Regions from separate parts of the Mus musculus genome. Here regions 1 and 3 are each linked to region 2. A link is a loop called in an ENCODE intact Hi-C map of the cell type or tissue named here. Cell type or tissue: heart. All regions are shown on one strand.

Evidence for each region. Peaks named below come from ENCODE experiments on the same cell type or tissue, not always from the same donor. Only the 100,000 strongest peaks of a DNase experiment are listed, where the experiment ranks them.
Region 1: it touches region 2 in a loop (6-fold over the local background); 41 of 42 quality-filtered maps call a loop at or near these places.
Region 3: it touches region 2 in a loop (6-fold over the local background); 27 of 42 quality-filtered maps call a loop at or near these places.

Annotation. Positions count from the first base shown.
Region 1 is chr2:150,673,081-150,677,080 of GRCm38, reverse strand. No RefSeq gene overlaps it. Among named protein-coding and RNA genes, the nearest start is that of Acss1, 6.8 kb to the right of the region's middle. In heart, a CTCF peak has its summit at 1,920 (motif pointing left); DNase peaks (open chromatin) are centred at 1,980 and 2,980.
Region 2 is chr2:150,607,522-150,611,521 of GRCm38, reverse strand. It overlaps Apmap (adipocyte plasma membrane associated protein), which reads left to right and starts at 2,955. Exons shown (of 9, transcript NM_027977.3): 1 at 2,955-3,134. The coding sequence starts at 3,043. In heart, CTCF peaks have their summits at 2,153 (motif pointing left) and 2,874 (motif pointing right); DNase peaks (open chromatin) are centred at 2,161 and 2,941; H3K4me3 peaks cover 1,821 bases; H3K27ac peaks cover 1,430 bases.
Region 3 is chr2:150,746,763-150,750,762 of GRCm38, reverse strand. Entpd6 (ectonucleoside triphosphate diphosphohydrolase 6) reads right to left here and starts at 1,682. Exons shown (of 14, transcript NM_172117.5): 1 at 1,530-1,682. In heart, CTCF peaks have their summits at 408 and 1,811 (motif pointing right); a DNase peak (open chromatin) is centred at 1,732; H3K4me3 peaks cover 1,457 bases; H3K27ac peaks cover 1,214 bases.

The sequences.
Region 1 (4,000 bases), 66 kb before region 2:
TATATATAAGATACATCTATGTTTCTAAGGTTGATGACCAATTCCCATTCCTGGGTTGGAAGTCTGTCTTCTCCAGTTTTATAACAACAACACTGTTAGATAATTTGCCTAGGATGTTGTAAGTGATGGTGTAGAATGTATTTAGCCTGCTTGGACTCTGTGTGTGTCCATGATTTTTGAAGTCTTTCATTGATAACAGAAATGCTGCAGCTTTTAACTCAACCTCTCTGTGTTCTCTTTCCTGGGATCTCTAAATGTATGTGTGTGTGTGTGTCCCACATTCTGTGTCTTGTGTCCTCTTTTACAAAGTTTCGATCTTTTTGACTCTGCTATATATTCTTCTTTGATGGGGGAAATTTATTTAGCTCATAGTTACTGCTAGGATAGAGGTAGGGTATGTTCCTTAAGCCTATTTTTTCATCTCTACCTTATTATCCTTATTTGTTCTTTCCCCATTACACCTACTCTTTTGTTGCTGTTGTTGTTATTGCTGTTATTGTTGCTATTGTTGCAGTTATTGTGTGTCTCTGGCTGGCTTGGAACTTGATATGTAGATCAGGCTGACCTCAAACACAGAGATCTGTCTGCTTCTGTTTCTGCCCCTCACATGTAAGGATTAAAGGTGTGAGACACCATACATGGCCACTCTTAGGTTTTCTTGTTCGTTTGATTTTTGAGTGTTGCTGTGAAGCCTAGGCTGGGCTTCAGCTCCCAGGCTTAAGTGATCCTTTGGTCTCAGCATCCTGAACAGTTGGCCCTGCTTAGTTTGTTGTTTGCTTGCTGTTCCTGCTTGCAAACTTTTGCTCCAATCCTTTCACTGATTGGCTTAGAAGTTCTGTACTGTTTTTAGTTTTCTAAGAGTTATACATTCACTTTCACCTGCAAACATGTTTCTGCCACCATCTGGAGCAGGGCAGTCGCATCATGCCTTCATCTAGGAAAGGCCTCTGGTGTGCTTCTTCTCCGTGACTTTCAGCCAAAATCTGAAGGTTTCCCTGAGTGTTCTGCTGCTCATCTGGGTCCTGGCAACTTCTGCTCTCATCTTTCTTTCTTTCTCTCTTTCTTTCTCTCTTTCTTTCTCTTTCTTTCTTTCTTTCTTTCTTTCTTTCTTTCTTTCTTTCTTTCTCCCTTCCTTCCTTCCTTCCTTCCTTCCTTCCTTCCTTCCTTCCTTCCTCCCTCCCTCCCTCCCTCCCCTCTCTCTCTCTCTTTCTCTCTCTCTCTCTTTCTTTCTTTCTTTCTTTCTTTCTTTCTTTCTTTCCTTATTCATTTATTTTATTTATATGAGTGTGCTACCTGTATGTACACCTGCATCCCAGAAGAGGGCATCAGATCCAAGTATAGATGACGGTGAGCCACCATGTGGTTGCTGGAAATTGAACTCAGGTCCTCTGGAAGACCAGGCAGTGCTCTTAACTTCTGAGCCACCTCTCCAGCCCCCTCTGTATGAATCTTGGGCTACACATTTTCTTTCTTTCCACTGTACTTATCTGCCACCTGCTGGGGGCTTTCCCTCTAGTTTCTTTTTAATCTTGGAGTGCATGTGCCTTAATTTATCATATTTTAAAAGTAAATATAATTATTCATTCATCAAATGAAATCTTACTAACTAACTCAATTTTATATACCCAATTGACCAAATTAACTGTGTGTCTTGAACATTAAAAAGATAGATCTCTCATCTGCTTATCCAGAGTCAGAATCATTGAGGTGAGAACTATCAAACTGTCTCTGCTGGTCATCCTGTGTTCACGAATTATTTTAAGAGACCGTCCTCAGGGTATGCAGTATTGAGGTAGTTCTGGACTTCTTTCCATGGTGGCATCCTTTAAGAAATGTCTTATGTTCCAGTTGATTTATCCAGGGGCAGATTACAGGCAGAGTTGCCTACACAGGACAGAAATAGCTTTGAAGGCAAGGGTAGACTTCTGCCACCTGGTGGCAGTGTTGGTCAGTTTTACAATTCCTTGGGGGCTGTAATTGTTGACACTCTGTTTCGCTCCTGATCAGCAAACACATGTCCTCTTGGGATTCCCAGCTGAGGTCTTCAGGGCTGGGTCATGTTTAATCACTCGCTGACTGTCCAGAAACTCAGCAGGTGTTTTCTGGCTCATCCTTGCCTGTGATCTGTCTTCAAGTCACACCTGCCCTATAAATCTTCCTCCTTGGGTCTTGGCTGAGAGGTTGGGAGGCCCAAAATTGCTGAGACTGTAGCCAGATGTGGTGATGGCAGTTGTAGTTTGCTTTGACACGAACCTGATAGTTCAGATCTGCCAGAATTCCATTCTCTGAGTCACCTTCTTCTTTGTAGTCTCTTGGGGGCCCAGGAACCTTGGAACTTTCGGCAAAAACAAATCTTCAAGAAGAATCTACCTGAAAGGATGAACAGTACGCTTGGTCCAAGACCACAGGAGGTGGGATGGGGTGCAGGAAGTGTTGGGGACCTTTAACTCAGAAAAAGAATAGGTGGATCCAGATGTGTAAGGACATCCCCAAGACAAAACAATGAAGGTCTTGAGTGAGATTAGGCACAGGATTTGGGGAGACATTCAGGTCCCCAGAAAAGGGGCATGCCTTTTTAAGAGTGTTGTGGGACTACAGTGAGCTAATGAATTCCCAGGCACCAAGTGTAGCCCAGTGAATATGTGCTTAGCATATGTAATGCCCAGGGCTCCACCCCCAGCACTAACTATGTTAACGTGTTTTGGTGTTAGCCAGCTTTCCTGATCATGTGGCTGGAGCTAACTGGGGCTGATCCACCATGGAGTGCCTCGTGCAGTACTCTCAGAACAGATGGGCATGAAGATGGGGGAAATTCAGCGCCCCCAGGAAGGCATCACTCTGTCACCCTCTGTCACCCTCCTGAAGTTGCTTCTGCTTTTCACTTCTTCCTCTTGAGGGTCAGCGCTTGTCTCCTGTGTATCTGCGTGTCTGTTGGGCTAATCCTGCCGAGTGTATATAGCTTATACGCAGCCGCAGTGTTACACCATCAGACCCTGGGCCTGCTGCGGTTGGGTAGGGACCATTAGGCCTCCACTGCCAAAGGGCACATGTATACAGAGCAACCGCATACTTCCTTGTCATCACCGAGTCTGTGAGAAAGGAGAAGTCACCCAGAATGCGTGGCTTCTGGCTCTCTCCTTCCTTTGACCCTTTTCAATGCGCTGTCTGTCACAGATTCCCCGCTTCAGTTTTGCTTTGCATCCTCGTGATCTGAACGGGCATCATGACCTCATTGAGTGCAAGGCCTTTTGCCTGGTAGATGCCCCTCAGCTCTGCCAGTCTACACAGAAGGGACATATAGATCTCTTATAAGTGTCAACTGGAAGAAGCGTGGGATATGGGAGTGATGGATAATAAGATGGAGGAGACACGGGTATAGGAAGCGAGAGTTTTAGAGGGCCTTTGGAGGCCACTGACTTGACAGTGAAAGGATTTGGTGACTCCATGCTAGGCCTTAATAATGGAAGAGGGTCCTTAATAAATCCACTTCCAACCAAAATGTTTTACTATTTATTTAGTTTCTCACGGTACTGGAACCCAGAGCTTCTTGTGCCTGGCAAGTGTCCCACTATTGGGCCATATCCTTAGCCTGAGACTGTTTCTTTTATTATGCGACTATCACAGGAGGCCATTCTTTTTGACTGGGCATAGTAGAAAAGCCAAAAACCCAGAGTTGGAAGGATGCCTCAGTCTGTGAAGTGTTTGCTTCACAAACACAAAGACACGGGCTTGGTTCTGAGAACCCACAAAAATACCAAGCATAGTGGTGTTCTCTGTGTGTGTTTGTAATGTCAGGGCTCGGGAGACAGAGATAGGAGAATTCCTTGGGCTTGTTGGCCAGCTAGTCTACCTTAATTCATAAGCCCCAGGCCAACGAGGATCCGTGTCTCAAAGGAGGTGGATGGTGCTCCTGACAATGGCAGAGCATTGTCCTCTGGCCTGGACACGCAGACTTGTATATATTATATGCATCACTCTCACATGTGCACACTCCCAAACC
Region 2 (4,000 bases):
GTGGACCCTGAAGCCTACCCTTGCTTATCACCCCTTGGTCACCAACCTCAGGACCCCTCAAGTCCTCCTACTTTGTCTCTTGCCCTTCTCTATCCTCCCAGCTCTTCATCTGGAATCTTACTTATCCAGAGTTGGTGCACATGCTCCGCTGGTTTACTCCTATGTCAGCACAGCTTTCCCTGAAGGTCTCAGGATACCTAGCCTGTCCTTTGTGCCACTCCTTTATAACAGTCATCTATGTTTTCTATCTTCCCTCCCCATTTACAACCATGAATATAGACACATCTGAGGACCTTTGTTTTGTAACAACCCTTAGGACCTGACAGGCATTTGGGAAGTATCTGTATAAAGAATTGAATCAGTATGGGATTAGAGGGTAAAGCTTAAGACTAAATTCAGGTTTGTTTCTATTTTGTCTAATTTACCACATTGGGAGATGACTGCATAATATCATGTGCTTCTTTTTCCATGCTGGGATGGCCCCATTTTTGTTGTGATAAATGTCGTCTGTGTAGACGAGCGTTTCAGCGAAAGTGAGCTGCATCGTAAGTCCCAGGATGTGTAGTAGTCTCACCCAGTGGTTCCCAGTCAAGGGCCCTTTTGTCCCTTGCAGGACATTTGGGCAATGTTTCAAGATATTAAAAAAATATTATTTGTTTCTAATCTCTTGTCATTATAATAAATACTGAGGCAATCAATTTATAGAAGGTTTACGGTGACTCAGGATTGTAAAGGCTTTAACCTATGATCAGTTGGCTGCTTTGGGTCTGTGGTGGTACATTATGGTGGGGGTATGTGGTGAGCAATTGCTACTCCAATGTGGAGAAATGGGAAAAGTAAAAGAGAAAAGGGATTAACTCCCATACCCTCATCAAAGGCATGCCTCCAGTGTCCCAGTAGGGCCAACTCCTTACAAATGCCATTACCTTCCAGTATCACCCATGCTGAGGACCAAATTTTTCACAAATTTTTGGTGTTCCAGATTAACTTTAGCACTAAACTAGGTGGGGTGCTACTGACATTTAAAGGGTAAAGGCCCCAGGGGTGGTGCAAAATATCCTATACTCATGACAACTGCCACTTTACCTCTACAACAAAGGATTATCTCGCCCCAAATGTTATCAGTGCTGAGGTTGGGAAACCTGAGCTAACCTTGCATGGCAGTCCCATTTCTCTTTGTGCAAACAGTTGGTACAATGAGACAGTAATGCTGATTGGCTGCAGGGCTGGAGGGTGATGTGGGACAAGAGAGCACTAAGACCACATACAACAAGCAGAATGGACTTTACCGTGACTTGCAAACAGAAAACCCCTAAGTCATATTGCATAACACAAATGATCGAAGCTCAGCCTATTCTAACCCCAGCTTATTCAGACTCATGTGCTTCAAGATAAGGCCATGAGTGTATCTCCCAGCAATTCCCTGTGGACTTATTTGTTTTAGAGATATGGCCACTGGCTCTTCCAGACACTTTCCTAGTTTACAAACTCTAACCGATCCGTTCCAAGACCATTTCTAACTTTAGCCCTGAATTTCATGAACAGTCTTCCATAACTGAGGAGCTCACAGGTCGTCTGGTGAATTCCTTTTATGTAGGAAGTTCAGTGTATTCAACTCTTTTTTATTCTTCGTGTGTGTGTTCCGGGTTGTTTTGGCCCATGTGTTTCACACTGGGCATAGGATACGCATAATCCATGTAACAGGCACTGGATGTAACTGGCTACTTGTGACAGCTCAGGAATGTTCACAGAGCCTCCCACAGACGGGGATACTCTGGAGAGTTAATGAGAGATTTTCAGCAATGACTCTTGAGATGGATTCTGGATGATAAAAGTGGTTTAGGTGGAGGTAGAAAAAAAAACGTATCACAAGGAAACAAGGAGTAACATGACAAAGTCAGAGACATGCAATCAGAAGGGGAAGCCATTCAGGTCTCCAGGTAGGCGCCAGACCCACACAGCAGTTGTTACAATTACCCACGATATTATCTTTATAATGTCTGTCTTCAATGATGGAATCAAGTACCATGTTGCCAAGCCTTGGATTATATATAACCTGAGATCCCTACAGAACTGTGTTAAGAAATCTCCACTTCCCTCAAGCGAGAGGAAAAAGAACATTGAGGTGGCATTCTATCGCCATCTAGTGCCGAAAAGATAATGGCATGTTTGCTTCTGTAAAATCCCAAGTGAGGTACAAAATCCAGCACCTATATCCTAGAGATCCTTCCCAATGCCCTACTTGGTTATTGCTGCCTGAAATTCTCCTGTCCGCCCTTTCTCTTCCAATCCTACCCCCACATTCCTTCACCGGCTAAATGCTTCCACTAGACCAAGTTTCTCTCTTTAAAATCACCACTGTATTAAAATTTACATGTATTGAAGTCATGGCTCTCATTAGTTCCAGAAAGGAGGGATTTGCCTGCAGTCTGCTCACTTCACCTCCTGGAGTATGTCCGACTCGCTGTAATACCGTGGAAGCACTACCTGGTGGTTGCTTCATGATTCCTAAAGTTTTGCTATTAGCAGTCTTTTCTACTTGGGCCTGTCTTTAGGTAACTCCCTTTAGAAAATTTATCAAATGTCTATTGTATAACCACTTGACGATCTAGCAGTCAAAATCTGATCTTAACCAAAAGGACACATTTTGAACTTTAGCGGAATCTTTTCAGAAAAGATAACAGTTCAGGCGGGGATTACTGCATTGAACACATTTCGTTAAGAATCAGTGGCATCTTCTCTTTGCAAGCTTGTTACTGCAGACTTCACCGCCCAGCACTCGGACTTGAGGAAGACCCGCTACAGCCTCACTATCCAGACTCGGCTCACTGAGGGAGGGACCCCCTCACCATTTGCCTGCAGCTGTAGGCTGGGGCCAGGGGGTGGAGCCTTACTGCTGTGCCAATCTCCAAAAGGGGGCGGGGCCTGCATTGCAGCTCCGGCGCTAAGTTTACGTCATTTCCTCGCGCCAGGGAGTAGTTCTGAAACCCGCGTTGCTGAGTGTCAAGGCGCTGTTGGAGGTGTCAGTGGAGAGGCGGCAGAATGAGCGAAGCGGACGGGCTGCGGCAGCGTCGGCCCCTGCGGCCGCAGGTCGTCACGGACGATGGCCAGGTCCCGGAGGTCAAGGAGGGCAGGTAGGCAGGACCTGGGCTGGGATCATCCCACGGGAGAGAACCCTCCTCATTATCCCGGCTTGGACCCAGGAGCCGGGTTCGGGCTGACAGGACAATCTGCGGGGCGAGGCCTTGCGTGGACCTGGTTGTCCTCCCTCACGCTGCTGTGGACCTTTTCTGTCCCTTCTTGCCACCCAGCCGCTGGAGCCAACGCCTTTTGCCTTTCTTTAGTTGCACGCATCTTCCCGACTTGTCCTTGTTGGAACCTCTGATACTCCTGGGACAGCCACCTGACCACTGCCGTCAGCCGATTCTTTCGCGTTCCTTGTTATTCACTTTCCTTAAAGAGAAGTCAGAAAAGATGCTGGGTTTCCTTTCTGCGAAGGTCCTCCTCCTGCATCTATTGACGCCGCGCAGTCTGTACTCCTCAGCGTGGAGTAGAGAACCGACTGACATTGTTGGCAGTGTTTCTGAGAATTCGGCCTTGCAGGTTTTTGTAATAGGGACAGTAGTTACTGACAGTAAATCCTTAAAAAGAAAAATTTTTTTTGGGCCCCAGTCTTTCTGACTTTCAAAATGCACTATTAGCCCACATATGAAGCATGCTCCTTAAACCGTACTAGAAGACATTTAAAATTGACTTTTCAACTTGGTGACCAGAATTTTGTACTTTGAATATCTAGATCAGCCTCAAAGTTGTGGAATTAACTTATATGATAGAAATATTAGAAATATTTCTTTGGTCACCAGCAATGTGATGAAGGGATGTGGTGCATACTAGATGAGAGACAGTTTTTGCTTCTGATGATCGGTTTGACTAATGGTAATAAGATAAACATACAAACATGTTTTGGCTTTGGAAAGAGGAGTTTGTAAAAGAACAGGAA
Region 3 (4,000 bases), 140 kb before region 2:
ACAGAGGCAAGCAGAGGTGACTTGGGGAGGTCCACCTCCTGTCAGGTAGATGCGGGAGTCAGAGAATGTTAGAGGGCGAGCGAGGAGGGGAGGCTAGATCTCAGAAATAGGCTCCATCTGATTCAAACTGGCAGCTGCCAGATCTTTTCAGGTTTGCATTAAAAGACAGGAACCAAGCTATGTGGGAAATGACTGCTGCACATGCTACACATGTGTCCAAAAATAAAGCATATTAACAAAGCATCATGTATTTCTCCTGGTAGTTGTAGAAAGAAAAAAAAACACATATATCTATATCTATATCTATATCTATATGTATATAGATATAGATATAGATAGATGAACAGTCCGGTGAAGACTGCCTCCTCCTGATTCTTTTGCAGGGTGCTATGCCTGCATGGGCCAGTAGGTTCTTCCAGACCTAAGTACACAGAGAGAGAGCTGTGTAACTCTCAGGTTCGTTCTGTCCATGAGGCTCCAGATGGGACTCAGATACACACCATCTTAGTCTACACTTCTTCCAGGGCAGGAGAAGGGGGGCGGGCAATATTCAGACTTACCTTTATGCTTGCTGCATTATTTTCAAGGACATTGTTAAAACGCTGGTAACAGGGATGGGGAAACCTCCCCTCAACGCTAGGTATTCAGCCCCCTTCATGGCTCTGCAGCACCCCAGGAGAGATCCTGTAATCACATTCCTCTGCCTCTCCCTAGGGAAGCTCCTTCCTCACTGTCTGAGAGTTTCCTATTCTGGCTATGAGCATTCCCTACGCCCCTCACCACACAGGATCTGCAGAGACACAAAAGGACCAGGTATTTTCAGGTGACTGATTTTTTTTTGGGGGGGGGGGGATATACTCTCAGGGTGAAGGGCTGTGTCCACTGTGACCTACTCAGCAATGTTGTCTCAAAACCAATTACTTCCTGATGCTTTTAAAATAAAAATGTGTTCTCACTGACTCCCTGTCCTACATTCTGGGTGTCTACATCTGGACCTTTCTCTCTCCTTTAACCTGAAGCACCTGTGGCCACACACCAACTCAGGTGGAACCACCCTGACCCCTGGTAAGTTCTTCCATGTCACCACCGTTCCCACCTTCCACACAATCAGAACACAGGGTTTCCCCGGTTTCCTGAGCCTCCCAGTTGGGCTATCCAGTGCAGAAGGGGAGGCGCCTGGGCCTGGTTCTGCTGGGGGCGGGTCAGCACAAGCCAGCAGAATGAATGGACGCGGCAGGGCTGTGGGCTACACTCGGGCAGAGACCCCTGCTGCTTGGCCTACAGCATAGCTCACGAGTCCCACGGTGTGTTGTAGACGTGCGAGGGCTACGCAGCAGGGTCGGAAAGACAGCCAGTTGAATGGACCGAGAGCGCAAGTGACCCCGAGGCCTCCCCCCGGAGCTGTCTCCGGGCCCAGGGAGGTATCAGGCATTGGAACTGCACCACGGGGAACCCCGTCCCTCGCGCGCGTGGGGAGACCAACCGTAGTCAGTCCTCCGGGCCAAGCACATTTCGCTGGCCCCGCTTACCCTGCACGGCTCCCTCGGCCCCGCAGGAGAGGTAGTGGCGTAGCCGGAGGCAGACAGCGACCACACACCGCGCGCCCAGCTCTCCAGCGCCGGTCCGCGTCAACAGAGCCTTAACGCGTGGAAGCAAACCCCAGCAGACGCCGAGAAGCTGTCTCCGCCTACGTGCACTTTGCGTCACCGGGTGGGCAGGACGGCGTTGATGCGCGTGTGCCATGGCGTTTGCCAGCCACGCAGGCGCAATAGCCATGTGCTCTTTGGGTGTTTATTTTTCTTTCTGCCAGTAGGGGGCTCTGGAGCTCCTGCTTATCTTGGATCCTTCTAACAAGTCCTGAGGTGTGGGAGGAACAGAGCCTTGTCTTGACTAGAGTAGGAGTTACTTCAATCTCATCCATCACCTCGTCCTTCTGTAGGCTTTCCTCCTGCATCCCTCCACACCCGAGTTGCTTCTTTTACTTTCAAGGGAATTCGTGATAGGATATGCATTCACAATAGAGAATGCGGTGCTATCAAGCGTCCTTTATCCTTGGCCATATTTTCTGATGTCTTCCTAGAAGCCACAAGGTTGTCAGCTCCTAACTGCAGCGAGACTCTGGATGTATGTCCCTAATTCATTTGTCTGAATATCTCCCAAGTTGTCTTTTCCCCACCGAACCAGGACTCCGCTTCTTCCTGCCCACGTGATGGCATCTATACATTGGGGTGCAGGACACTGGTCTTGTTCCTGGAGGACATCCCTGTCTATCGGCTGGGAAAGCCTAAAAGCAAGGATTTCTAATGAAAAGATGGGGTACTCAGGGAGTGAGTGGGTGGATGCTAACCACAGAGTGCGGGGATACTGTGTGAGAGTAGGGTTGGCAATCGCTATTAGTCCCGCGAAACTATTGTAAACAGCATGTGAGCAGCTCATTGGACCTTGCCTTGTCTCACTTTAATAAAACCACCAAGATCTGATTACAACGGAAGTCTATATGGTCTCTTATTTGGCGGATCTTAAAAGCTCTCCCCTCCCCACTTCCCTGGCTGTTTTGTTGTACATAGCACTACAGCATCCCAAGGACTGACTATCTTGCTACTCACTATGGATGTGCTGTGGGAGAGAGTCTTAGTATTGGAATTGGCTATGATAAACTATATGCTCTTTGAATACAACTCCAGAGATACGACTCAATTTTCTCTTCAGTTATTGTACTAATTAACACTCTTACAAATAATGTGTGAAAGCATGGGTTCCCCACGTCTTCAACGGTGGAGTCCTTCCAAACGCTGGGTTCTTTGCTAACTTGTAGTAGAAAAACTGCACCTCACAGTTTTGACTTAATTTTCTAGTGTTTTGAAGTTTGTTCGTGGACCTGTAAGGACCCTGCTTCTGTCTTCTGCCTTCACATCTTTTACCATCTTCTCCACTTTCACAATACTTCTCTCAAATTCTCTAGAATTTTTGTCTTAGTTTTTACAAGTGGTCATACTCACTACTTGGAAAGCTATTCTCTCAGGCATTTCCTTTTGTAGATCTTTTCTCACTTTTAAAATAACATAATGCCACCTTCTCAGACTGTTTCATTTACAGTGGACCTCTCCGAGCTATTCTCTACCATTCTTTGTGTATTTCCTTCACAGTATAAGTCATGCCCAACAGTTTGTTCTCTGTTTTACTACTGAAGTGTAAGCTTCCCAAGAGCAAATGATGTCATCTGCTCTGAGCAATAGTGCTTGCCCAGCACCTGGTATTTGCATATAAGGAGCCTACAACCTGACCCTGCCTATGGTATAGACATTCTAATGGTAGTAAAGAGATCCCATTATGACTGCCATTTCTTTGCAGTTCTCTTTAGTGCTTATGACAGCCAGCACAATCTAGATGGCAAAGGAGATAAAGGCTAACTTTCCCAGAAGCAACTACAGCCAAGTTCTCTGTTGTCTTGGAACAACCTTCGGCAACATCTTGAGCAGGAGGGAGCTTGAGAAAGAGTTCTTATTGAAACAGTGTCTTCTCCAGTGCTTTAGTTCAGAACATTAAGAGTCCTCTTAATAAACGAATAAAATCCAGAGTGGTCTGCTTTTCAAATTCTGAGGTACAAGTAGATGGCAGGTACTGTTGAGACATTTTTTATCCTAGCAGCCTTTCTGGATCTTAATGGAAGAGGGGGATGGCTAGCTATGTGCTTAGGAGGCTGTGGTCCCTGGCTGCTTATCTACAGGATATAAATACATTTGATGTAGATTGTTGAGTCTTACCATGCTGTGTGTTTAGGCAGAGACAAGGTGGTAAGCAGTGGACAGTACATATGCTTCATAGCAGCTCTTAACTGAGTGTAGATAAATATCTCTGTCTGCCCTTCACAGAGTCCACAGCAGGATGAGCCCTCGTTGCCCATAGTAGTGGCTTCTCCCCAGGCTTCCTTCCCTTCTTCCTTAACCATATTTCAGGGGGAGCACGAAGTGAAATAACTTCTTTATACACTCTTTTCTCA